7 separate regions of the Homo sapiens genome follow, and regions 1, 2, 3, 5, 6 and 7 are each linked to region 4. A link is a loop called in an ENCODE intact Hi-C map of the cell type or tissue named here. Cell type or tissue: endothelial cell of umbilical vein. All regions are shown on one strand.

Region 1 (4,000 bases), 180 kb before region 4:
TGACGTGAATGAACCCTTAGGACATTATATTAAGAGAAAGAAGCCTGACACAAAAAGACAAGTACTGAAGAATCGCACCTGTATATAGAATCTAAAAACAGCAACAACAAATAAAACATTGAAGTCACAGAAGTAGACAATAGAATGGTGTTTATTAGAGGATGAGGTATAAGGGGTCGGGGAGACATTGGTCAAATAATACAAAACTTCAGTTACATAAGAGAAATAATTTCAAGAGATCTATTGTACAACATGATGACTGTAGTTAAAAGATATATGTTTTATTTTGAAAATCTCTGAGAGTAGATTTTAAGTGTTCTCTCCACAAAAATATGGTATGTGAGGTAATGTATATGTTCAACTCATATGACTCAACTGAGCCATTCCACAGTGTATACATATTTCAAAATATTATGTTGTCTTTTTAAAAATATGCATTTTTAATTTGCCAATTAAAAAATAAAATAATATGAGCTAAAACTATAAAACATATAAAACCTATAAGAAAATATGGGGCAAATCTTTATGACATTAGATTTGACAGTGATTTTTTTAGATGTGACACCAAAAACACAGGCATCAACAAAATATATATAATTTTTTTGGACTTCATCAAAATTAAAAACTTCTTTGTGCTATCAAACAAGTGAAACACTATCAAATAGTGAAACACTATCAAACAAGTGAAAAAGCAACTTATAAAATGAAAGAAAATATTTGCAAGTCATATATTTGATAAAGAATTGGTTTCTAGAATATATATATAAAGAGCTCCTACAACTCAACAACGAAAAAGAATACAAATCAATTGAATAGTGGACAAAAGGCTTAGACAATTCTCCAAAGAAATATGCAAGTATTCAATATATAAAAAATTATCAACATCATTAGTCATTAAGACAATAAAATGAAAATAACATATTACTTTATACCCATTATAATGGCTATTATCAATATGAAATAAAACTAATCTAAAAAAAAGTTGTTAAGGATGTGTAGAAATTGAAACCCTAGTACATTGCTGATGAGAATGTAAAATGATGTAGCAGCTGTTGAAGACCTCTAGTGGTTACTGAAAAAATTCAACCCAGAACTACTATATATCCAGAAATTTCACTTCTAGGTATGTATCCAAAAGAATTGAAAGGAAGGACTGGAACAGCTATTTGTACATGAATGTTCACAGCATTATTATTTGCAATTGCCAAAAAGTGGAAATAACCCACGTGTCTATATATATATGAATGAATTATCAATATGTGAAATATACATCTAATGAACTACTCTTTAGCCTTAAAATGAAATAAAATTCTGATGTGTATTACAACATGGATGACTTTCAGAAATATTATGCTAAGTAAAATAAGTTAGACACAAAAGGGAAAATATTGTATGATCTCACGTGAGATACCTAGAGTAATCAAATTCTTAGAGACAAAATAGTGTGTTATAGGGTCGCATGGGAGGGGATCATTGGGAATCATTGTTCAGTGGGTACAGGGTTTCAGGTTTGAAGGATGAACAGGTTTGGAGATCAATAGTAGTGATAGTTGCACGAGAACACGAATATTCTTAATTCCACTAAACTGTATGCTTAAAAATGGTAAATTTTGTGTTATGTGTATTTCACCACCATAACAACCGATACAGTAGCAAGAAAAAATCATGAATGTGGAAATATCCCAAAAGGGATGAGAAAAAAATTGAGTGAAATGGCTTTGGAATTTAGAATATAGGAATAGAACAGAGAAGAGGGTTATGATAAAATGAACAAAGAAACTTTTTTTTTGCTATTGCCAAAAAGTGAAAATAACCCATATGTCTATATATGTATGAATGAATTATCAATATGTGCTATATACATCTAATGAACTATTCTTTAGCCTTAAAGTGAAATAAAATTCTGATGCATATTACAACATGGATGACTTTTGAAAATATTATGCTAAGTAAAATAAGTCAAACACAAAAGGGAAATATTGTATGAATTGGTATGAAGAAAATAAGTAGATTAGGAAGATTATATCAATCAGATTATATGTAAAAGAGAAGTTATTGTTGAGAGTGAGGGTAGCAGGGATGGAACTTAGATTTGCACTTGGAAAATGGACTGGTGTGGGAAATAGTTTTTAACAGAAATTCTGTAAGTAATTTATAGAAATATTAATATGTATATTTTAATTATCACACTTCAAGTGTAACATGGTTAGTTTATTACAAAGCAGCAGAAACATTTTAGATAATTCATTCTCAAAATCTGAGCATGCCCTGTACAAAGAATTAGTTTACATATCAATAATCCAGTACTCCAGCAGAGGGACATCTTGAGTTAAAAATTAACAAAGCAGCACTGAAAACAAAAGAGGAAGAAGGAATCTATTTCTTCACACTCAACTGCCACTATTATACTACAGTGACAAAAACAATGCATTTTATTAAAATTTGTAATGCACTTAATATGGTCTATGGCCAATAATGCCTAACTTTTCAAAATATACATTAAATTAACCCTTGGAACTTTTTAGCTATGGATCAGTAACATTATTGGAACTTGGGTATAAAAATTTAGCTCTTTTAATTATGCTGTTCAGATATAACATATATTAAGTCCCATGTTCACCATCTTTGTTGTTTTGCCTCCTAATATTCTGTACTATTTATGTCTTATTTTCCTCTTATTAACCGTCCCAAATTAAATAGCAGCATTTGATAATACATTACACATGTAAACCTTTTGTCTTTCTCAATATCATCATTCAAATTTTAACAGCTTCTTTGTTTTAATTTAAAAAACACACATAAAATAGAAGTTTTAAATTAAAACTTTACATGTTTTGGACATTGGTTCCATTACTTTATTATTTTTAATTAATAGCTTCTTTGTGACTTTTTTCAATAGAAATTGTATGAATGAATAAAATCTAGCAATTACTCTGTTGCAGAGTTGTACTTCCACCAGAAAGATGTTTTATAACATAGCCAGTTAACAGGAATTTATGAAATCAAATTATGTCTTCTCACTTTTGATTTAGACAACAGATGCAAGAATTATCATTTTCAGCTTTGATGACTGTCACCACCCAGTCTTTGGACATCATTTCTTTAACTTAGCAAATAAGTGTTGATTGACTAATTGTGTTTCAGGCACCTATGTTCTAGGTTCTAGGTACATGCCTGTTAATTTAAAGAAAAAAACCTCTCTGTCCTAATGGACTTTACATTGTGCTCATTGTTCTCCTGATCCTAAGAATTGTTACTTTCAGGTACTTCTGAAAGTGGGGATAAAAAAGGGGCAAAATTAAGAAGATTGTCTCTTTCATGACCTTATCTCCTCTAGTTTTGCTTCTCTCTTTTATACTATTTTATCTTTGTTTTCTTCATTTCAATCAATTCTTCAACTTCATCTATAAATACATTTAGACCTCTTCAGACTGTAAATTTTGGGGGGAATTTATCCCTTAAGTCTCCTATGTTCTATTATCTAATCTTTTACTTACTTTTACTTTGTATCATTTAGGGTGCTTTTGGTCCATAAAACAGCAACCCAATTCAGAATGACTTAAATAACAATGAAATTTACTAAGCTACAAAAGTAAGGAGTCAGGGTGGCCTCAAGGCTCTGGCTCCATTTCTCTGTGATTCTTTACAATCTGCAGTTTTTTCATATATTGAATTTACCCTCAGGCTTCTAACAATAGGATTGAAATAGCTCAAGGTGTCAACTTCTGACATGGTGACCTCCAAAAGAAGAAAAGTATGTCTTTTTGTAGTGTCATGCTGACTTTCCTGAGAAGGAACTCCGCAGTGTTTGCATATCACATTGACAAGTTTTGGGCCACATGCCGATTTCTAAACTTATTACTGGCAAAATAAATAAGATTTTATTACTATGATTGGTTTAGACTAATAGTTTTGAGTGGCATCAACTATGACTACTGCAACATCTCAAGTCAGTTTCTCTTAGACTATTTTTGGTCTACTTCGGTTTATATTGTTGGAT
Region 2 (4,000 bases), 83 kb before region 4:
AATATTTATAAATGAATAAAGAATCAACATTTAAATTGTATATAGGTTAAGGTAAATACTATTTATAGACATTATAATATTTTCTTATCACACAAATTAGTCAGCAATTTCACAGAGTTTAAAGATTCAGACATTCCTTACTGATCTGAAAGCACCTTATGATATAAGGCATATGGAAACTTTATTTTTTGCTTTTATTGTTTTGAATGGCATTTATTTTGACCTGTACAGTATTTATTTTGGAGTTGAGTTTATCAGAAGCTTATGTTTTATCATGATGTATGAAGCAAGTTAGGAAAATGCATATATTTATTAAGAAAAGTCTCAAAGGGTTTGCAACTATTCAAGAAAAAATATGAAAATAACCATTGAGAATCAGGAAGCTCTGGTTAAGTGGTTGTGATTTTTTTTCCAGAGCAGATTTTCAGTAAAATCATACACCTTTAACATTCTTAAAGGACTGTGTGTGTGTGTGTGTGTGTGTGTGTGTGTGTGTGTGTGTGCCTGCAAAGGGTGCTGGGGGAAATATATAGATGGGCATTCGATTGTCTTTCTTTCCCTGTTAGGATTCAGGAAGAAGTGCACCTGTGTTCCTGAAAGGCACGGTGGAGGAGAATTTAGATAAGTTCAGGCAAGCACAGCCATGAAGAGCTCTGTACCAAACTGAGAGTATATATCGTGACTTTATTTCCTGTTTCCATCTCAGTCCCCTCTCTAGCCCATTCGATTATCCCCTCAATATCTATGTTTCTGGCCCCATTAAGGCAACCTGACTTTGATTAGTGCTGTTGCTTTAACAGTTTGGTTTGGTGGTGTTTTACTCAGATAATTTCATGAGAGCAGATAAGTTAAGCTACCAGGGTCTAAGCCTCTCCCACCATATTTTAGTGGTTAGACTATTTAATGTAACCCCTGTTTTACTCTAAGCATTTAAACTAATTATATTTTGCATACATGTGTTCCCCATGTCATGGAAAGCAGAATAATATTGTGAAATGAGAACTGGAACAGAGATTATGCATTTGCTGAGAGTAGGATCAAGTTATGATTTTGTCTCCTGAGATGGATAAGATGGTATGTAATTTTGGGCAAGAGTAAATTGGCGGCAGTAGAGCCTAGCAGTTTATACCATGGACTCCAGAGTCAGACTTCCTTCATTGAAATCCTGATTGTGACACTTACAAGCAATGTAACATTGGATAAGTTACTTAACTTCTCGGTCCTTTAGTTTCATCATCTGTACAATGGAGATAACATTAGGATCTCACAGAAAACTGGGTCTGTTGTGTCCAAAGTCTTTGTTCTTTCCATTACATTATGCCGACATATCTCATGTGAAAACTCATTGAGATGGACAAAGTAATATAAACTTAAAACATCTGCAGAATGAGAAAAAAAAGTTTTAATGATCAAAATAATAAATAAATCAATATAAAACAGCATTTCTAAAAGCTCATCCTGACACCTCACTGGCATAAGCCAGCTATTTGAAAAGTGATCTTGTTTTAAACGTCTTTTAAAAACAAAAAACAGAAGAGAATATCTGTCAAACCATGGCAGGCAGGAAATGCCAAAGATATTGACCTTCCCCTGGAAACATGTGACTTCCATTGTTGGTAGCGTAGATCTGGGAACCTTTTTAGGAAAGGACATGAGCATATCTTAGTTACCATGTGGCTCCGTAAGTATCCAGGTTTAATTAATAGGAGACTCAATACGGCCATTTAGTCACAAAACTTGCAAATTAAATTATAGAGAGAGTGAGCTTCCTTTTTTAGTATTTGATCTCCTTACCTACTAAAGCCTAAATCCTAAAGAGGTCTAAGCTAAAATAAACAATAAAAATATACGTGTTGCTATAATGGTAGAACATCAAAACCATAGATTGATTCAGTCAAATAAGAAAATAAAATGTTATTTTAAAAACTCTAAAACAAAACAAATAGTAAAGGAAACTGATTATTGGCATTGCATTGATGAAACTGGGTAAGTGAATCTTTCTATTTTTTAAACTATAAGCATGGACTGTTTATGAAACATTTTGACAATAACTTTTGGTCAGTGTAATTAAAACATTGATCTGTATGGTAGACTGATCATCAGAATACTGCAGATGTCAAGCACACTGACACAGACATTGCTAAAAAAACTAACTCAAGTTCGTTGCTAGCCCCTCTCCTAGGTGATCTCATTCATTCTCTCAGTTTAGAGTATCTATATGCTTATTAGATCCAAATCCTTAGTTCCAGCTCTAACTTATCTAAGTGTGATTTGTATGTGCAACTACCTACTTATCTAGTGTAGATGATTCATAGGCATCTCCAATTTGTCCAAAAAGGATACTTCATTTTTTCTTCTATGCTTGCCTTTTTTTTTTTCATTACAGTAAATGGGACCACCATCCACCCTGTTGATCAAGACAGAAACCTAGAAGGCTTCTTTGATTCCTTTGGTTCCTTCACTCTGTAGCCCATACCTCATTCTTCAACAAGTCTTGTGGGTTGTACCTCTGAAACATGTATCTTAATTCTGGCCATTACTTTTCATCTCTATTGCCACTATCATAGTCTGAGCCACTGTCATCTCTAGCCTGGTCCATCCCAGGAGTCTCTTATGTGGCCTCCCTCTTTCTATGCTTCTACTTCTGGCTTTCTCTGATCCATTCTCCAAATAACAGAGAGATCTATTTTAAAGTATAAATAAGATCAGGTCATTTGTTTATCTAAAAATTGTTTTTCCATTGCAATTAAAATGAAATCCAAACTTCTCACTCTGATCTACAAAGCTTTGTTTGGTGTGGATCTTCTTTATTTCCCAGCCTCATTTCACACGACACCACCTTTTGTTCCCTATGCTCTAGCTTTCTTTCCATTCTTTGAGCACATCAGGCTCACTTCTGCTTAGGGACTTTTATATTATGTTTCTTTTTTTCCTTCTGCAGGTGCCTTTCACGGCATAAATGTGTCTTTTGGGACTCTTGGGTCTCAGCTTAAATTTCAGCACTTCTGTGAGGCTTTCCTAACCATCTCTTCTAAAGTAACCCTTATCTATTATTTTCTATAACAACATCCTCTTTGCTCTCTTCATAGTTGAAAAAAGAGGAGTACTTACTATAACCTGTAATTATATTTGAAAATATTTATTTATTTTCTATCCTTCTCCACCAGGACATCTTCTCATAAAGGCATAGAATATGTCTGTATTATTTACTGATGGTTCCCAGTGCTTACTGCAATGTCTGGTATAAATAGACAATTAACAATTATTTCTTAAGTGAATGTATTATTGTGTTTAATCTCTGGTCTTTTAATTTATTCAGTCCAGCCTCAGAAGCCTCTTGGGAGAAGAGAAACTTTCTAAGGGTAACACAGTAGTTTGGAGGCAAAAGTGACCAACTATAATAGAATTGCGTCCAGTGCCAAAGTCATATGATTCACCAAAGGTCTGAGGAAAAGTTATTTTGAGGGATGACTTCATATCAGCCTCTATATTAACACCCTACCAAAATTTATGGGAATGGATCCTAAACCTCATATAACTTTTTATTCTTATTGGATTATACTTCCTTGAGGACATGCTTCTCCTCTCCAGAAACCCTAGGTCATATTTTGGGGCATCAATAATAATGCCCCAAAATAATAATAAATCAGCACTCCCTGCAGCCTGCATCAACTAAAAGGGGTAATAGGAAAAAGGACTAGGAAGAATAAATATTTTAGCATGGATATTAATAACATATGACACCATTACTCCATTGAAAGAAACTCAAATTAAAGCCCAAGAAAACAGAGAAATGTAGAGTTATGTACAGTTTTAATTAAAATACTGGCAAAATGTATACCTTTATTTCAGTGAAACGAGATGTGTTATGAACTGATTTTGAGTTTCAGAGGCTAAGTGCTTATTAAACATTTTGGTAAAAAAATAATTTATATTCCCGCCAACAGCATACAAATGTTTCCTATTCTGCACATCGTCACCAACTTTTGTTATTGGCTGT
Region 3 (4,000 bases), 130 kb before region 4:
TATTAAAGACATCAAGACTGACCTAAAAAAATTGACAACCTTTAACTGTAAAATGCATACAATTTAAAACTTCTTTGAGAGGGAACTCATATTTTTAAAAATCTGAAAATGCATGTTGTTTTCACTTGGCTTAATGCTTAAAACAGTGTCTGAATTTGAACTGTTAATTATTCAATAAAGTGGGTAAATTTAGCCAAGTTTGTCAAATGGTTTTTATTGGAAGTAAGTGAAAAATAAATAATAAAATTGGTTAAATTATTACAACAGTTGTAAATATTAAGAAGCTGTATATGAAAGCAGAAAAATGGACATTTAATGCCACTGCTTAAAAGCAACATTTATATTTCTATAATAAATTTAGAAAAGTTAAAATGTGTCATGCCTGAATGAGTTTTTAATAGATAAAATATTTTTCCTTAACAAGAGAGACAGTAAAATATTCAGAGTATGTGCATGCTATTAAAATGCAGAGACTATAAGGACATCAAGAAAAACTAAATATAAGGTCAAAATTGAGAAATAATCTACAAGATTAGAGATTACAAGCATTTAAATCTGTTGACCTAGAGAAGCATCGAAAGATAATACAGTCTTTAATTATGGTAGTGGAAGCAGAACAAAAAATGTTATTATTTATTTTCTCTCATGGCAGACTAGGAAGAAAAGTGTCTCCTTGTTGGAAGTTTAAGCTAGAGATAAAGAAAAAGTATCTGATTGTAATGCCTATTGACGTTGAAACAAGATAACAGTGTGCTAGCCAAATATTTGATATTGACCTTAACATTTGGGAATATAGATAGACTTTTATAAAGTTCAGCAATGTACTGTGTTCCTGTAACTACCCTTTTTTCCCCTGTACTTCTAGTTTATGTGAAAACCAGAAACAAACAGAAAATCATACCAGAAGACAGCACTGTACGTCAGAAGATAGGAGAGAAATGCACTACCTCAATTTTCACTCTTTTAGGGTCTACTTTCCCTCTTCTCCCCGATTCTAAAGATGGCATTTACAGCAGAACTATAAAATGTTTTAAATTTATTGCTCCCCAAAGTATTACACTGGCAGTATTTCAGTACAGAATGAGAGAAGGGTTAGAAAAAGATACTGTGTATTAAATAAACAAATTCTTTTCTAACACTGAGATTTATACTGAATGCTGCAAAGATTAACATACATATGGAGAAATTAAGGGAGAATCTTAATTTTATCTAATTAAACTTTTTATTTTCCTTGGAAAGTTGGATTATGTTGAATATTATTGGTTTTTGATATAATGTGCACAAATATATGTATATATAAATCTAACAGAATTAAATTTTATAAAATAGTAGAAAACTCTATTATAAGATGAGTGTCAGTCATTAATTTGAAGGGTGGCATTGGAGGGTGGCATTAGAGTGAGGTTCCAAATGTAATTATATTTTTCATATGGTTGGTCTAGGAATTTTCTGTGTAACTGCTTCTTCAAAGTAAGTTTTTTTGCACATTCAAATTCCATGAGTCAAAACTAGACTTTTAGTCTTACATAAAGCCTAGATACTTCCTGGCACCACATTTATGATCTCCTGTAAACCTGGGGTTAGTAAAGGAAATAAGACAATTTGTAAAAAATGAAATAATCAGCAGTTTTTGATGTCATCCTGACTACAGTACTCTGGTGAAGGGTCATTGGAAACATTAAGCATTTGACAAGATATTTAAAGAGCCAGGGGAAAAAATAATTTTAAACCTATGAATGACATTTTAGACAAAGATTTACTACCATCGGATATATGTTGGGGAACTAGCCTTTGATGGCCTGTTCCCTGAAATAACAAAGCTGGTTACAAAAGAACAATGGGAGTACAGGGAATTGTTGATAGTGGAAACAAAACAGTATCATGAGAATTTTCCAGTCTATGGTGTAATGTTATCTAATGATAGTCTTTCTCACCATTCTTTCAATGAACTAACACTTCTGTGGGAAGGCTTGAGGTAGTTAAGGCATATGCTGAAATAATGAGGATTAGTTTTATTTGATAATATAACTGTTTGATGACAGAACTTTTTTTTTTTACAATTAGAGCTATGTGACTCTATAATAAATTAAAATGAATTCAAATGTTCTGGCTCAGGCTTCTTAGACAACTTGTGTGAATTTTCATCTAAAATAAATGCAGACAACAGATGACCAAATGTTAATTAATTTATTGATTCAAGAACACGTATATTGAGTGCCTGCTATATACCAGACACTATGCTACAGATGGGTACACAGTAATTGAAAAAATGACATATTGTCTGTCCTCAAATAATTTATAGTTTAGTCTAATTTATATAAATTCTTACATGGTCCTAAGAAATTTAACAGGTGTTCAGTGATGTAGACTGGTAACTGGAGAATGGAATATCAGGTTCCTCCTCAGACACCACCCGGCCAGGAATTGAATTGCTGCCTTTTACTTCTGCCGTGTCATGGGAGATTAGCTCACTCTAATTTGTCCTGCTGATACCATCTTTCAGAGAAATAAAAGCACTGCCTGTATTCTGTGGAGGGGGGAAGAGTAAGGAGAATGGGGGAGATAGAGCAGGTAATGCCAAAAAGGATTTCTGTTGTTAGACCACCCTTTCTGCTTGTTTCTTTGTTTTGCTTTGTTAGGGAGTACAGGCTTCTTTTTGGTCTTTTTTGTTTGTTTGTGTTTGTTGGTGGTTCCAGGTTGCAGGTCTTTGCAGTGTTCTGTGTGGGATATATGAAAAGCAATAAGAAAATCAGGGAACTCACTCTCACCACCATATTATTCATCAACACAGATGTCCCTGGTTTCTTTGCCTTGTTTCTTAATATTTCTATGCTCGTTTGTTGTTTTGTATTCAGAGGCTTTTAGCTGTAAAGAGTAGAGGAAAGAATGGAACTACTCCATCTTGTTGGAAACAGAAGTCTTGATACATGTTTTTAAGAAAAACTAATATAACTCCTGTCTAGAATTACAGAAATATTTTTGAGTCACTATATACAACTAGGACACTTGATAGATAAGGATCTAAGAATTTTTTTAGTATTTTGGATTTAGCAGCTGAGGAAACCATTTTATTTTGACTAAATTTTCCCATAGCAAATTAAAACAACCCATATTGGGGTTTGAATTTTTAAAACTCAAATTAAATGTTTTAATTTATTTTCTTTGTAAACAACAGCATTTGCCCTAACATTATATATACATCAAGAACAAAAGGCAAAAGAGTAAGTTTTCTTCAAAAGCATGTTTATTTTTTCTCCATCCTACTCTGTATCTTATTTCTATTGCCCCTAGAAGAGCAATAAACTTTCATAGATGACATAACAAACCCCAGCCCTTCTCAAGAGCTCATGGCACATAAGGACAATTGTAGGGCTACCATATACAACATTCTAAGGTGGAAGAAGTTCATTGAATGGCTCTGTGAAAATGCCATATCTTGAAGTGGTGTGCTTGAAATTTCTATAACTTCAATTTGATGTAGTTTGATACATGAAGCAATAGCTTGGAGCTTTGTCTATCAATTCAAGCCCAGGGTTAGAGTTATTTTCTCTTCCATCTATCTATGTATCTTCCTCACCCATCTTCTCTGTTTTCTGGACTCTCCACCTTGACAGTTTTCTTTGAAACAAATGTTCCATATCTGTGACTGTGTGTGTGTGTGTGTGTGTGTGTGTGTGTGTGTGTGTACATATACAGAAACCTAACATTTTTTATTATCTATTTTATAATTTATTAAGATTTTTGCTAATATCTTTATCATATTAGGCAGTATGCAGATCCTAACTTATATTTATCTATGTTTTAACTAATACAAATATACTTGCATTTTATTACTTTGATCTGCAAAAATCTAGTGTCATAAATAATATTTTTACAGCTCTTCTGAACCAGAAATGGAGGCAGACAGTATTATGAATAAAAAGCCTTTTCCCTTAACTCCTCCCTACCATGCACTTTGATGTCAATTACATTACAGGCATTTAACTAATGAAAACAAATA
Region 4 (4,000 bases):
TACATTTCTGTTACAACATTTTATTTATTCTGCCTGATATTTACAGTTTGTTTCCTCTATATGTACACACACACACACACACCACACACACACACAGATTTATTATAAGGAATTAGATGACATGATTATGGAGCCTGACAAGTCCCAAGATCTGCAGTTGGCAAGCTGGAGACTGAGGAGAGCCAATGGTGTATTTCCAGCGCAAATGCTGGCAGACTTGAAATCCAGGAAGAAGCAGTGTTTCAGTTAAAGTCTAAAGGCAGGAAGAAATCCCATGTTCCAGATAGAAGGCAGTGAGGCAAGAGTAATTCTCTCTTATTGAGGGAAAGGTCAGCCTTCTGTTGTATTTAGGCCTTCAACTGATTGGATGAGCCCCACCCAATTAGAGAGGAGAATATGCTTTACTCAGTCTATCAATTTAAATGTTAAACTCATCCAAAAAAAAAATACCCTCACAGAAACATCGAGACTAGCCAAATATCTGGGCATCCCATAGCTCAGTCAGGTTGATGCATAAATTAACTATCACACCTACAAAAACAAGAGGGGAAAGGGAGAGGTATAATTGAATTTAAAGAAAACCACAGATAAAATGCCTATCAAAACTTAGATTCATTTTATTCTCTCTTCAGTTGTTTTTAAATCCATCACATCTGAGTGCTTTTGAAAACATAGAAATCTGTCTAGACTCCGTATAATATATATGAAGAAATTGAGATGCAAAAAAGTAAAGTGACTTGTCCAAGGTCACACAGTTCATTAACCATAAAGTCAAACTAAAAGCAAAATCTTACAACTTCAGTGTTCTTTCTAGTCATACACCAGTATAATTTCCCCTTTATCACCTGTATGCATGATATGAGAACTGGATAAAGTACAAACTGAATTTCAAAATGTCAATGATAAATGCATTCTTGATACATGACTGTCTTTTGTAAACATGTCCATCTGTACAAAGTAGTGATTATGATTCAGATCTCAAAGTACTTTGGGCACAGTTATTCCTGAACAGTGTGATGATTTGGAATTAATTCAAAACATACTCTGTTCATCCTCTCATAAGGGTTTTTGAACAAAGAAAATAAACCTTTAACACTGCCTGTGAAAGTAAAAGGCATGATAAGAAGGTTTGTATCCAGGCATGGAGCCAGAATGAACTATTCATTTTCAAGCTGTGGTAACTGAGAGAAGACATCTCTTTTAACCTAACTAGCTTGGAAAAGCACTGCTTTCTTCCTCCATATGTAGACTAAAAATACCATTTCTACATTCCCAAATGGCGTGTTTGTGTGAGTGGTCATGGGTAACCAATACTTTCTTACATGTTTCTAAAATCTGTCAAGTTTTCAGGTAAATATTCATATAGAGACTTTCACATTTTCAGATTAATTTTGTAAAAACTAATTACGAACCCGCATGAGGGTACTGATGCTTTCCCTTAATGAACCATTTTCAAAGTTTCCATAAAAGGAATCTCAAAATAGATTATAATGAATTCCTCTGTCGCATATTATCATGGAACAAAGTGGCACATTTTTAGAAGTGGGCTACTGAGAAATGAATCTAGCAGGGGAGGCGTGAGTAGAAGGAATCTAGAAGAAAATAAGTTTAAACACTTCGCTTTGGCTCACTTGCCTGGGTTTCAGCTGCAGCTACTGTACTTTGATACTGAAGAAGCAGGGCTAGATATTTGCAAGTCCAAGCAGGAGGGCTGCAAGCCTGCAAATCTAACAGCTGGAGAGTGTTGTGGTGGCTGCTTTCCTGTGGTAAGCTGATTTACTTGTTTAAGGTCTGACCTCATCATCCTGTCAGCATGGGTTCCCACCTACACTGTTAGCTGCAGCCTTCTGCTTCTGCTAGAAGGCTACAAGTATTCACAGTGTATCATAGGCAGTGGGGGAGGGGAGAGAAAGCAAGAAAGACTGCTCTCGGCACTTGTGCTTTTGTTAGTTCTACAGAAGAGGCAGAAAAACAAGAGATAACAAAGGCTCCGTTTCCTTTCTGTGAGAGAAGGCTTTTGTCTTTCCTCCTGCTACGATGTCAGTGTCTGGCAAGAAAGAGTTTGATGTGAAACAGATCCTAAGGCTACGCTGGAGGTGGTTTAGTCATCCTTTTCAAGGTTCCACCAACACTGGAAGCTGTCTTCAGCAGGAAGGATATGAGCATAGAGGGACCCCGGTTCAGGGCAGGTTGAAGAGCCACTCTCGGGACAGAAACGGACTGAAGAAAAGCAACAGTCCTGTCCACCACAATATACTGGCACCAGTGCCAGGACCGGCCCCTGCCCATCAGAGAGCCGTTCAGAATTTGCAGCAACATAATCTGATAGTACATTTTCAAGCAAATGAAGATACTCCTAAATCAGTTCCAGAGAAGAATTTATTCAAAGAAGCTTGTGAGAAACGCGCACAAGATTTGGAGATGATGGCTGATGACAATATAGAAGATTCTACAGCAAGGTAAGAGTTTTTGGTCGCATAACTGAATGCCGTAACTTCAGTTAACTTATCCTCTACAATTCATGTTTAGTGTTTAAATAGAAAGTGTCATAATAATCTCTGAGTTTGTATTCAGCCAATCAGAGTCTCTCAGAAACCGTCTCCTCTAAGTTTATAAAAGAAAACAGCAATAATGAATACGTCTTTATAATTACCGGAAATTTGGGGGGTGGGTTATGAGTTTACTTCTCCTATTTTCATTAAGAATTCTGTTTCAATTCTAAGAGATGTTTATTGTAATTACTAATGTTCTATAAATACACTCCGTGGCTCAGATGTTTAAATGCAATTCTTTGTGCAAGTGTTATGAATCACGGAGAACTCTTTCTGACATTGTGAGTTAGGCCAACTTTAACAAAATAAAAGCTGTGACTGATCAGCACATCCTTATCTGTTTCCTTAGTACATAGTTGCGATATTGACTCTTAAAACTGTGTTATCTTTATGTGACAATATGGAATATTTGGCGTTCGGAGACTCATTTCAAGTTGTATTACTTTCATAGCTAGTTTTTGCAAGCATGAAAATATTCTACATAAAGCAGGTAATAAGATGCTACTTACAGCAATGTGATCTTAAAGCGGGAAATGGAGCATTTCAGCTTTTACATAAAATGAAAATTGAATAAACAGTGACGATATAGTGTAGTTTGGGTATAGTTCATAAAACATTTGATTTTGTCTTTACTTTTATGCCCACCGGTATTGTTTGAGTGCAAGAAAATTACATTCTGTTCTCTAATACTGTCAACTATAACTTAACCTAGTGTATCCTTATCTCTTTGTTTTTTGCTTTTTCACTATCAGACATTTTTATAGTCCCAACGTGTTTTAGACACAGTTGATAATATTGGCAATGTAATTAATATTCAGTAGTACTATAGAAAAATAAGTGTTTTTATGCATTTTAGATCATATAGTAGTTCAACATGCTAATTTATTTGGAAACCTGGATATCTGGCATACTATGTCTCTACCTAAAAATAGAGAAGAAGGACTGGCAGATTTGCTTCTTAATATAAGTTTTCCCAATAAAACAACCTCACAGTGTCTTGCTTTCATAAATTCAAAACAGTTTATCAGAAGAAGAAGCAGCCTAATAACATTACAGCAAAATGATGCCTTTATAGGAACTCAGTCTTGTTGAAATATAAACATGCAGAAGACTTTGTGAAATGACATTAATAATAATGTTAGATTGTCTGTCATATAAACTTCTCAGGAAATAAAGCACGTATGTGTGAAATTTTCCTAAATATTTTGTGCTTGCTCGTGGAAAAGCTATATAACTGTAGGGATTGCAGGTTGCATTTGGTACAACAAATAAGACTCTCAAAGTAATATAGAGTCCATAATTTTAAATTCAGCAGGCTTTCAAATTTGTTCTCGTCACCAAGAACAATTTTTAAAAAACTGCTGAATTTGGAGATTAATAAATGAATTTAACTCTGCTGTAGGGAAATTTAAATTACCAACTGTAACTTTGGAACAAAATTATTTGAG
Region 5 (4,000 bases), 66 kb after region 4:
CTAAAGAAGCATGTTGTAACTCAATGCAAAGAAGCTAAGAGGTATGATAGAACAGTGCATGAGCTGACAGCCAAAATAGCCAATATAGAGAGGATCATAACCAACCTGATAGAGCTAAAAGCACACTATAAGAATTTCACAATGCAATCACAAGTATTAATAACAGAATAGATCAAGTAGAGGAAAGAATCTCAAAGCTTGAAGCCTATCTTTCTGAAGTAAGACAGGCAGACAAAAATAGATCATCCCCCCTGCAAGGACAACAAGTTAATAAGTATCTACATAGAAAAAACACCTTCATAAGAAACGAAAATTAGGTGAGCACTCATGGTACCTGGTTTTAACTTTATATCACTGTAAAAAAGCACCTAAGAGATAGAAAAAAACAGTCTGGAATCGCGGATGCCACCACTTCCCCAACATCCAGCAGCAGCAGCTTGTTGCTGCGAGCCTGTCTGAGTATTTTTGTAGGGATAACACAGCAATTGTGGGGAATAGAACTTGGTGCTGTCCTGTAAGAGCAGAAAGAAAAACCAGAACAAAGTCAGCTGATGGCCGTTCAGAAAGGGAACATTTAAACCAGCCCTAGCCAGAGGGAAATCCCAATCTAAGCAGTCCAAATTTGAGTTCATGAAACCTCACCACGAAAGAACTACAGCACTCTGTGTCCCCAAGTAAATTTGAAAGGCAGTCTAGAGCATGATGACTACATCTCTTAGGCAACATCTAGTGCAGAACTAGGCCAAGATAAAGTGGACTTGGGCTGGTGGGGGGATCATTTTGTGTCCAGAGTTGGTTCCTTCCAGTGGGTTTGTGGTCTCACTGACTTCAAGAATGGAGCCGCAGGCCTTCGTGGTGAGTGTTACAGCTCTTAAAGATGGCACGGACCCAAATAGTGAGCAGCAGCAAGATTTATTGTGAAGAGCGGAAGAACAAAGCTTCCAAAGTGTGGAAGAGGACCTGAGTGGGTAGCCACTGCTGGCTGGGGTGGCCAGCTTTTATTCCCTTATTTGTCCCCTCCCATGTTCTGTTTCTGTCCTATCATAGTGTCGTTTTTTTCAATCCTCCCTGCAATTGGCTACTTTTAGGATCCTGCTGATTGGTGCATTTTACAGAGTGCTGATTAGTACATTTTATAATCCCCTTGCTAACTACAGAGTGATGATTGGTGCGTTTTTACAGAGTGCTGATTGGTGCATTTTACAATCCTCTTGCTAGCTACAGGGTGTTAATTGGTGCGTTTTTACAGAGCACTGATTGGTGCATTTTACAATCCCTTTGCTAGCTACAGAGCACTGATTAATGTGTTTTACAATCCTCTTGTAAGACAGAAAAGTTCTCCAAGTCCCCACTCGACACAGGAAGTCCAGCTGGCTTCACCTCTCAATTTGACATAGTGAGACACCAACTGGGGCAGCCATGGGAGTGCTAGCATCACCCTCCCCTGGCCCCAGGCCACGTAGCACAGCTTGCAGCTCTAAATAAGACTCCTTCCTTCTGATTTAGGAAAGGAGAAGGAAGAGTAAAGGAAGAGTGGGGAGGACTTTGTCTTGCATCTTCGATGCCATGTCAGCCATACCAAAATAGGGCATCAGTCAGAGTTGTGAGGCCCACATTCTAGGCCCTAGCTCCCAGACATTTCTAGACACACTCTGAGCCAGAAGGAAACCCATTGCCTTGATGAAAAGGACCTAGCCCTGGCAGTATTCACATCTGCTAACTGAAGAGCCTTTGGTCCCTAAATAACCAGAAGCAATACCCAGGTAGTACATTGACGGCCTTGGGTTAGCCCTTAGACTTTCTGGCTTCAGGTAAGACTCAGCACATTACCAGCTGTAATGGCCATAGGACAAACCTCCTTCTGCTTGAAAAAAGCAGAGGAAAAAGTAAAGGGAACTTTGCATAGCAACTTAGGTACCAGCATGACCACAAGGGGGCAGAGCACAAAGTGGGCTCTTAAGCCAGTGAATTTTTACAGCTTGCCTTGGGCTAGGACCAGTGCTGGGCTGGCTTCAAATGTGACCCAGCACATAGTGGTGGTGGTAACAATGGTGCTTGTGTCATTTCACCTCCAGCTTTAGGTGGCTCAGAAAAGAGAGAGACTCTACATTTTTGGGAGAACAAAAGGAAAAGGAACAAAAGTCTCTGCCTGGTAAATCTGAGAATTCTCCCAGATCTTGTTGAAGACCATCAAGGCAGTACCTCTATGAATCTGAAAGGACAACAGTTCTACTGGGCTTGAGGTGCCCCCTAAAGTAGATACTGATTAAATCACAATACCCAAGTCCTTTCGAATATCTGGAAACCCTTCCCATGAAGCACATCTATAACTAAGCCCAGACAATAAATACTACAATAAATAGCCAACTCTTCAATGCCCAGACACCAAAGAACATCTACCAGCATCAACATCATCCACGGAAACATGACCTCAATAAATGAACGAAATAAGGTACCAGGGACCAATTCTGGGTAAACAGAGATATGTAACCGTTCAGGCAGATAATTCAAAAGAGCTGTGTTGAGGAAACACAAAGAAATTGAAGATAATGCAGAGAAGGAATCCAGAATTCTATCAGATACATTTAACAAAGAGATTAACTAATTGAAAAAATCAGGAAGAAATCCTGGAGCATAAAAGTGCAATTTTACCACTGGAGAATGCACCAGAGTCTTTTAAGAGCAGGATGGATCTAGCAGAAGATAGTAATAGTGAGTTTGAAGACAGCTACTTGAAAATACACAGTCAGAAAAGACAAAATAAAAAAAAAGAATAGAAAACAATGAAGCACACCTTCAGAAACCAGAAAAAACCCTCAAAAGGGCAAATCTAAAAGTTATTGGCCTTAAAGAGAAGGTAGGGAAAAGATAGAAGTAGCAAGTTCATTTAAAGGGATAATAAGAGAGAACTTCCCAAACCTAGGAAAAGTTATCCGTATCCAAAAAAAAAAAAAAAAAGTTATAGAACATCAAGTAGATTTACCCCCAAAATGACGACCTCAAGCCATTTAATAATGAAACTTCCAAAGGTTAAGATAAAGGAAAGATACCAAAAGCAGCAAGAGAAAAGAAACAAGTAACATTAAATGAAGCTATAATACATCTGGCAGCACACTTTTCAGTGGAAGCCTTACAGGCCAAAAGAGAGTGGCATGATATATCTAAAGTGCTGAACAACAATAACAAAAAAAACCTTTTACTCTAGAATAATATATCTGGTGAAAATATTATTCAAACATGAAAAGGAAATAAAGCCCTTCACAAACAAATGAAAGCTGAGGGATTTCATCAACACCAGGCCTGTCCTACAAGAAATGCTAAAGGGAGAACTTCAATAAAAAATATAAAGACATTAATGATCAATAAATAATTGCCTGAAGGTATAAAACTCACTAATGACATTAAGTAAAAAGAAAAACACAGAATATTATAACACTAACTATGGTGTGTAAACTACTCTTAATTAGAAAGACAAAACGAAAAATAATAAGTACAACTTTTCAAGACATAGTACAATACGATATAAATAGAAACAACAAAATGTTAAAGCAGGGGTAATAGCTAAAACAGATTTTTTTTATTAGTTTTCTTTTTGTTTGTTTGTTTATGCAAATAGTGTTGTTATTAGATTAAAATAATGGATTAGAAGATGATAGTATTTGCACACCTCCCAGTAACCTCAAACCAAAAAACATACAATGGATACACAAAAAATAAAAACAAGAAACAAAATTATATCACCAGAAAAATTAACTTGATTACAGAAAGACAGGAAGAAAGGAAATAAGGAAGAGATGACCACAAAACAAACAGAAAACAAATAACAAACAAATTAGCAGGAGTAAGCCCTTACTCATCGATAATAACATTGAATGTAAATGGACTAAATGATCCAATCAAAAGACATAGACTGGCTGAATGAATAAAAAAGACAAGACTCATTGATCTTTTGCCTATGAGTAACAAGTTTTACCTATAAAGACACACATAGATGAAAAAT
Region 6 (4,000 bases), 150 kb after region 4:
GGGGCTGGGCGCAGTGGCTCACACCTATAATCCCAGCACTTTGGGAGGCTGAGGCGGGCGGATCACGAGGTCAGGAGATCCAGACCATCCTGGCTAACACGGTGAAACCCCGTCTCTACTAAAAATACAAAAAAATTAGCCGGTCGTGGTGGCGGGCGCCTGTAGTCCCAGCTACTTGGGAGGCTGAGGCAGGAGAATGGCGTGAACCCAGGAGGCGGAGCTTGTAGTGAGCCCAGATCGCGCCACTGCACTCCAGCCTGGGAGACAGAGCGAGACTCCGTCTCAAAAAAAAAAAAAAAAAGCCACTTAAAGGTCCATCCACCCTCTACGGAATCAGATAATCCTCATTTCCATGTCTTGAACAATTTTTCTGATGCTTTTTTTTTTTTTTTGCTAAAACACTTTTGGCATACCCAATTACTTATGATAATAATTCAAATTAAAGTCTTCTAAAACCATCACATTGGTTGGGTCAGGGATCACTATTACTATAATGTTAATGAGAAAATTGAGGCAAATAAATCAAGCAAATGATTCCTAGTTACTCTATGTGGGAAAATAAGACCATGACTCATTCTCTTGACTTCAGGCTCAATTTCATTTCCACTAGAATATACATACTTACATTCAAAGTAAGGGGAGACAGAAAAGCAAAAGAGAAACAAGAAAGAGAAGTAATGCTATTTTAATTTGAATATGCGGTGACTACTTTTGTCTTTTATAACTGCTCCTGTGTATCTTTACAGATGATAACCATATTACCAATTAGTTTTTCTTCAAAAGAGTCAACATTCCCCAAACTCCTCTTCTTAATCAAGCAGTATCCAGATAATAATAATGTTAGCCAGATTTTGAGCATTAGTACTATGCCCATGCAGAAAAGTCTTGGGTCTTTGGATGCAAATTTATGAGGAAATCCTTCTATGAGTTTTGGTTCATGATTCATCTGTGTGTGTACCCTGACTGTCAGCTGAGTGAAGCATCAATTAACAATAGCAATTGTTTTGAAGATTTGGCTTAGCCAGAGCATGCAGCTATGAATTTTCTGGCTCTGACTTTTACCATAACATCTGAATTTAAAGTGATATGCTACATGACACTCAATGATATAGAATTTAAGTTGTCTGAGTTATTGCTGATTTCAGATAATATTTTTAAAATTGTAGATGTGAGAGCAATTTCAGATGGAAACTGAAATCAGATGATTTAGAATATCATTAAAGAGATACAAACAGTGGTCAGAGGGGGTAATACAAATATATCAGTGGAAAGTGATAAATGAAAATCTTCTTTGTAAAATAAATATATTTCATTAGGCTTTTACAAATAGGCCAATATAAAGTCAGGGAGCATTTTTGTGTGTAATTTTATGAGTTTTCTTCATTGTTCACCTTTTAGATTTTAGTGTTATATATTTTTAAAAATAAGCTTCAAAGGTTAGGAAAGAATTTCTAGAAAATATGTTAATATTACTTACTGAATTATTTTTCATTTTGCTTACTAAAGAGGTTTGGGGATAAGGAGTTAACTTCAGATTAAAATAGAAAACAATAAACCTTGACTCCACTGAAGATAAATAAGAACTCTCAGCAGGGAAAAACACAGGATAAGTCTATGACCATTCTATCTGCAAATAGTATTAAAACCAAAGTACTACATTTCATACAGCAAAAATAGAAAGGCAATTATATTCAGGTTTACTTTAAAATATGAGTTCTCATATAAAATGGATCAGGCATCTTATGTATAACTTCGACAAATAAATAATAAAAGAAAAACAAAAGCCCTTCAATCAGACTACTAAATGAGAGGAGACTTTTTTATATAATGCCAGGATCACAATATGTGAAATTTCCTCAAAGTTTATCTGAGCACTGATTAATGAAGTGCATGGTATCTTGGAAAGGGAAACTTTTTCAATATGCTTTGAGAGACACCTAGTGGCTGAAGGTAATTTTGTCACGTACATATCCTTAATATTATCCAATCTACATTTGATATTTGTATAGTGTTTTTAATCCTATGTTTCAGATAGGTATACATTTTAAGAATGTCTGTTATTTTCAGTTGTAACTCTATTGGACTTTTCCTCCCAATTATCTTTCTAAATCCTTTAAGGTATGATCCAAAAGGTGATTCATGGTCAACTGTGGCACCTCTGAGTGTTCCTCGAGATGCTGTTGCTGTGTGCCCTCTTGGAGACAAACTCTACGTGGTTGGAGGATATGACGGACATACTTATTTGAACACAGTTGAGTCATATGATGCACAGAGAAATGAATGGAAAGAGGTATTCGAATTAAAATATTCAAATTACTATATTTCAGGTTTTAAAAAGAAGATATTAAATTATATTTTTGAAATTAGTTGTATTCTCTTCTCTAGGCCCTAACAAGATCTTTTAGTGAAATTTATAGTATGTGCTCTATCTATGCCTTAGAGAATTACAAGTTGATCTAGTTGATATGATATGACATGATAGTTGATAGCAGGACCCATCAACTTATAACCCATCTTATATAAAAGGGGACAGACCATTCTCGTGACTTCATGAAAGCATTCCCTTTAAAGAAAATAAGCGAATCCAATAAAATACTTCAGTAATAAATAAATAAAATAAAGCATTTTACCATGGCCAACTTTTTATGTATATGTTGTGACCTGAGAACCAAAGGGCAGCATCTTCTTCCGCAAATATCTGCCCTTTTTATTGGCTGGCACCTAGGAGACAAGCCTTCAATCTTTACCATATAGAGACTGTGTAGACTGCAATACTCCTAAATTCTTCAGTCAGTCAATAATTTAGTAAACAATAAGGGACCAGAATTAAAACCTCTCAAAAGTGCTGGGCATCTATTAGAACTAATTTCAAAGAGAGTACAAAAAATAGCATTGAAATGGCATCTTTGAGATGTTAAAGGCAAATTTGACCCTTTTGACTGCTTTGCCAGTGATAGCCCTAGATTTATTCTAAAATATTTAATACTTTGTCAATTAAATGATGAGTTAACAAAAAATATAAAGTATGATTAACTCTTTACCATCTCCACAAAAAGGCAAACCTTGTATTTGGTACCTAACTTCATCTTCCTTTCTACTGACTTCATGCTACTCTATATTCTACAGGGTACAGCTATCTATTGCTCTAAATAAATTGGTGCTAATATAATGACAGCTGATAATGAGATTTTAATCTCTCTCCTCCAATAATCTGATTCATTAAGACTCAGAAACCCTCAAATGCTACAATGTAGGTAGCTGCTGTTTTGTCAATGCTTAGGACCAACCAGAAATCGAAGGAAAAAAAATATCATGCAAGGTGTTAGGACAAATACAATAATCAAGATGTTTGACCAGCTTACGGGATTTATTTTTCTGAAGATTGTAGACAAGTAGCTAAGAGTCCTGGATTATATTTTTGGCTGTGTCACTGTTTCATCGTGTGATCTTGAAAAGAGTGAAAGAGAACTAACAGATGGTGGGATTATAACTACTAAGTGCAAATTGTCATTCATTATTTCACTCAATCATCACAAAAACCTTGACGTGTTAGTATAATTTGGTGTAATTTTTCAAGTGAGAATATTATCAGAGAGATGAAATTTACTTAAGATCACCTGATCCTCAAACTCAGGTTTTTACCATTCTAAAGGCTATGTTTTTTCCAGCACACTACACTGTTTTCTAGGCTGCAGATTATCTCATCTTTAGACAAGGTGATGTTAGACCAAATTAAGTAAGGACTTCTTCAACTATATTGAATATAATATTTTATATTATGCTGAAATCAGAGTTCCAACAGTGTTTTGTTTCTTATTTTGTGTTTTAGGAAGTTCCTGTTAACATTGGAAGAGCTGGTGCATGTGTTGTAGTGGTGAAGCTACCCTAAAGCTATCTATCTTTATCAAATGGAATGAAACTAGATAATTTCAAGAAACTGAGTAGGACAAAGGGAGAAAGAAATACATGTTCTTTTTCCTGCAATTAATAATCAGACTGG
Region 7 (4,000 bases), 110 kb before region 4:
GTTAATATATTTTCAGTTATGCAGAAGTGTCCAAGGTCATTTGATTGCATATATATGACAAATTCCACTCTTTTTCTGCCTTTGAATAGTAAGCAGTTTGTTAAGCTAGCAAATTTTTATTACATTGTAATGGCAGGGTATTGTTTAAGATAACCATGGTACTGAGACTGAAGCCCTGTCTACGTTTTAATAGCATTAACTATCCAAGCCATTTTCTTATCTCCAGACTATAATGTCTTAGGGATCTTATATTTTATATGTATTTTGTCTGTTTCTTCACGTAGTGCTACTGTCACTGTTGTGTTAAGGCAATATACCTGTTTATTTTATTTACAACATCATTCAGCTTTGTTCTTCTGTTTTTCCTGCGTATGTTTGAAAGCAAGAAGAGCTTTAAATATTGTTCATTAAAATGCTTGTCAATAGGGTTCATGTGTAATGTTTCTAGCTGTATATATTTAACAACATTTGAGTTCTATTTTAAATTATTCCACTTATCTCACGCTCACATTATATACTGTCTTTTGTCCTGAAGAACTTTTAAAAAAATTAGGAAGTTACGTTATTACAGTCTCTAAATGTGAAACTCATTGTTGAACAAAATAAAATTACCATAGAGTATTGCATGAAACTTGCAATAATGGGAAAAGTTTATTGAAGTTTAGAACTGCACCTAAACCATAAAGCAACCAACTGCTGACCTATGCAAGTAATTTCCTCACAAATAGTACTCAAAGGTAAACTTCCCTTCAAGATACTATTTCCGGCTGGGTACAGTGGCTCATGCCTGTAATTCCAGCACTTTGGGATGCCAAGGCGGGTGGATCACTTGAGGTCAGGAGTTCGAGACCAGACTGGGCAACATGATGAAACCCTGACTCTACTAAAAATACAAAACAATTCGCCGGGCCTGGTGGCACACCCCTATAATCCCATCTACTCAGGAGACTGAGGCAGGAGAATCGCTTGACCCAGGGAAGCAGAGGTTGCAGTGAGCCAAGATCGTGCCACTGCACTCTAGCCTAGGTGACAGAGAGAGACTCCATCTCAAAAAAAGAAGATACTATTTTCATGGGCTTTAAGTTGCAAGAACATGCCTATTGCAACTTAGAATTCAATTTTCCACCAACTCATTTTTGGCTGGCCTACAATTTCTTTGCCAAACCAGTCTAGGCACAATATGAGATATACAACTGTAAACACACACATTCACACAATGTTATTTTCTTTTATTAACTAAGGTGTATAAATAAAGCCTAAAGGAGATCCTATGAAAACTCCCAAAATACTCAAAATGGAGGCTATAAAGAGGTAGATATTTCTGTTCAACTTTATGTCACAATTTATTTAACTAACCCAAATAACTCAGATAATCCAATTCAGAGCCTTCATTATTGAGCTAAATAATTTATTATATGTTAATTAATATGCCTAGATATGGAAAGCAGGAAGTTCAAGTAAGACGTATATATAGAGAGAGCAACATGGGGATTAACACTACTTCACTTGAAGTAAATAGTTTCAGTGGAATAACAAGAATAATTTGAATCTCAGTGAATTTGAAAGGAGTTAGTTAGCTTGCCTTAGGTAGATAGCAAGGGAAGGGTCCCTGGAGACCCCCCGGTCCATGGGTCAGTGCCTCATCCCCACATGACATACAAAGCAGTCTGGGGAAGAATTCAGGCTGCAGGCACAGATAAGGGAACTCGCACAGGGTTTTGTGCCTAGAGACAGGCTCACAGCTGCACAGATAGAAAAACCTCAGGACCATTTGGATAAAAACTTGCACAAACCTCCAGTTCACTCAGATAAGTGAACAAGGCCTGGCATAGAAATGCCTATGGCCTTTGTATAGTCTGCATGTTCCCAAGAAAAGTTTCTTCTCCTTTTGTGGGCATGGGCACAGTGGGTTCTTTCCTTTTTGACTGTGTGTCCGGCCTCCATGAATCACCATTTCAACCCACGGTTGGTCCTTGGACAAGATCCAAGGTCAAGCTTTCACTTCAACTACTGACAGATCCTGGGCCAAGCTTAGCAGCCTCTATGAATCATCACTTCAGCCCCTGATTGGTCCCGGGCCAAGGCCCTGGGCCATGCTAAGTTACACATTCTCCAAGACAGCCCGCAGACTAAGCACATTCCTTCCCCTTCCCAGTCCATAAAATCCCTGGACCTCAGCCTCATAGGCGGCACTCCATTCAGGCCCCCCTCTCTGCTGGCAGAGAGCTTTCTTCTTTCACTTATTAAACATTCACTCTAACCTCACCTTTGTGTCCACACTCTTTAATTTTCTTGGAGGTAGAAGAAAAAACTCTGGGCGTTATCTCAGACAACAAGAGACTGTTACATCTTGTTACATTGCTGAGACTACAAAAAATTAAGGAGTAAATAAAAGTTGAAGTGGTTGAGACAACATCTTTTATGATTTTCTTATTAATTTGGCTTTGAAAGTGAAGAAAGAGAGGGACAATGATAAATCCATATATCACACAACCTTGTGTCTCATTTCGGTGTCCAATTCATAAGGAATGCTAAGTAAATACATGTTAATTTACCCTTATGGGAAATTAAATGTATTTTAAAACTTATTAACAGTAACTAGAAGTCATTTACTCAACAGACTATGATAGCGATTATAGCTCTCAAAAATAAGTAAAATATCCCTGCTCTAAGTAGTTACCTGGAAGAGAATAGCAATCAGTGAGAGAGTATTAGGTCTTCAGCAGCAGGATAAAACACATTTTACACATGTATTAGTCCGTGTTCACGCTGCTGATAAACACATACACGAGACTGAGAAAAGAGGTTTAATTGGACTTACAGTTCCACATGGCTGGGGAGGCCAAAATCACAGCGGGAGGCGAAAGGCACTTCTCACATGGTGATAGCAAGAGAAAATGAGGAATATGCAAAAGCAGAAAGCCCTGATAAAACCATCAGATCTCATGAGACTTATTCACTACCATGAGAATAGTATGAGAGAAACTGCTCCCATAATTCAAATTATCTCCCACCGGATCCCTCCCACAACATGTGGGAATTATGGGAGTACAAATCAAGATGAGATTTGGGTGGGAACACAGAGTCAAATCATATCAAGACACTATCAGCAGTTCAGTCACAACCATCCAACAAGTTTCTAAGAAGTTCCAAAACTTCCCTCATCTTTCTGTTTTCTGAGCTCCCCAAGCTGTTCCAGCCTCTCCCAGTTACCCAGTTCCAAAATCTCTTCCACATTTTCAGGTATTTTTTATAGCAATGCCCCACCTCTCTGGTACCAATTTTCTGTATTAGTCCATTCTCACACTACTACTATAAAAAACTACCTGAGACAGGTAATTTATGAAGAAAAGAGGTTTAATTGACTCACAGTTCTGCGGGCTATACAGGAAGCATGGCTGGGGGTCCTCAGGAAACTTAGAATCATGGCAAAAGGGGAAAGGGGAAGCAAACGCATCTTCAAATGGTGGCACAAGAGAGAGTGAGCAAAAGGGGAACTTCCAAACACTTTTAAACCATCCTATCTCATGAAAATTCACTCACTATCATGGGAACACCAAGAGGAAAATCCACCCCAATAATGCAATCACCTCCCACCAGGTCCCTACCCCCAACATTGAGAATTACAATTCAACATGAGATTTGGGGGGAGACTCAAAGCCAAACCATGTCATATATATACATATATTATATGGGAGGGGGGATTTATTTTAAAGTATTGGCACACATGATTGTGGTGGCTGGCAAGTTCAAAATCTGTGGAACCGTCTGGTACATGAGACCTAGAAAAAAAAGTTGCTATTACAACATGAGGTCAAAGGTAAAAGGTACAATTTCTTATTTAGACTCATCAAAGTATGATTAGTTTATTAAAATTATTTCAGGTAACCTCACCACATACACACAAAAAGTAACTGTGTGAAGAAATGGATATGCAAATTTGCTTAACTGTAGTATTTATTTCACTATAAATGTATATCAAAACATCATTTTATAACTT

The links. A loop is a pair of places that touch in the nucleus more often than their neighbours do. Peaks named below come from ENCODE experiments on the same cell type or tissue, not always from the same donor. Only the 100,000 strongest peaks of a DNase experiment are listed, where the experiment ranks them.
Region 1: it touches region 4 in a loop (6-fold over the local background); 3 of 110 quality-filtered maps call a loop at or near these places.
Region 2: it touches region 4 in a loop (4-fold over the local background); 2 of 110 quality-filtered maps call a loop at or near these places.
Region 3: it touches region 4 in a loop (7-fold over the local background); 3 of 110 quality-filtered maps call a loop at or near these places.
Region 5: a loop joins it to region 4, with 5 times the contacts of the local background. A loop is called at or near these places in 4 of 110 quality-filtered maps.
Region 6: a loop joins it to region 4, with 5 times the contacts of the local background. A loop is called at or near these places in 6 of 110 quality-filtered maps.
Region 7: a loop joins it to region 4, with 6 times the contacts of the local background. A loop is called at or near these places in 3 of 110 quality-filtered maps.

Annotation. Positions count from the first base shown.
Region 1 is chrX:87,336,385-87,340,384 of GRCh38, forward strand. No RefSeq gene overlaps it. Among named protein-coding and RNA genes, the nearest start is that of KLHL4, 180 kb to the right of the region's middle. In endothelial cell of umbilical vein, no CTCF peak of the experiment used is centred here; a DNase peak (open chromatin) is centred at 2,347.
Region 2 is chrX:87,433,207-87,437,206 of GRCh38, forward strand. No RefSeq gene overlaps it. Among named protein-coding and RNA genes, the nearest start is that of KLHL4, 83 kb to the right of the region's middle. In endothelial cell of umbilical vein, no CTCF peak of the experiment used is centred here; a DNase peak (open chromatin) is centred at 1,595.
Region 3 is chrX:87,390,115-87,394,114 of GRCh38, forward strand. No RefSeq gene overlaps it. Among named protein-coding and RNA genes, the nearest start is that of KLHL4, 130 kb to the right of the region's middle. In endothelial cell of umbilical vein, no CTCF peak of the experiment used is centred here; a DNase peak (open chromatin) is centred at 1,787; H3K27ac peaks cover 835 bases.
Region 4 is chrX:87,515,857-87,519,856 of GRCh38, forward strand. KLHL4 (kelch like family member 4) reads left to right here and starts at 1,946. Exons shown (of 11, transcript NM_019117.5): 1 at 1,946-2,459. The coding sequence starts at 2,038. RefSeq lists enhancers at 1,126-1,901, 1,902-2,677. In endothelial cell of umbilical vein, no CTCF peak of the experiment used is centred here; DNase peaks (open chromatin) are centred at 185, 995, 1,865 and 2,815; H3K4me3 peaks cover 2,566 bases; H3K27ac peaks cover 4,000 bases.
Region 5 is chrX:87,581,917-87,585,916 of GRCh38, forward strand. The region is part of intron 1 of KLHL4 (kelch like family member 4); the gene reads left to right. Among named protein-coding and RNA genes, the nearest start is that of KLHL4, 66 kb to the left of the region's middle. In endothelial cell of umbilical vein, a CTCF peak has its summit at 1,936 (motif pointing right); no DNase peak of the experiment used is centred here.
Region 6 is chrX:87,662,646-87,666,645 of GRCh38, forward strand. KLHL4 (kelch like family member 4) reads left to right here. Exons shown (of 11, transcript NM_019117.5): 10 at 2,119-2,290; 11 at 3,830-4,000. The coding sequence ends at 3,889. Among named protein-coding and RNA genes, the nearest start is that of KLHL4, 150 kb to the left of the region's middle. In endothelial cell of umbilical vein, no CTCF peak of the experiment used is centred here; a DNase peak (open chromatin) is centred at 1,916.
Region 7 is chrX:87,407,628-87,411,627 of GRCh38, forward strand. No RefSeq gene overlaps it. Among named protein-coding and RNA genes, the nearest start is that of KLHL4, 110 kb to the right of the region's middle. In endothelial cell of umbilical vein, no CTCF peak of the experiment used is centred here; a DNase peak (open chromatin) is centred at 2,024; H3K27ac peaks cover 885 bases.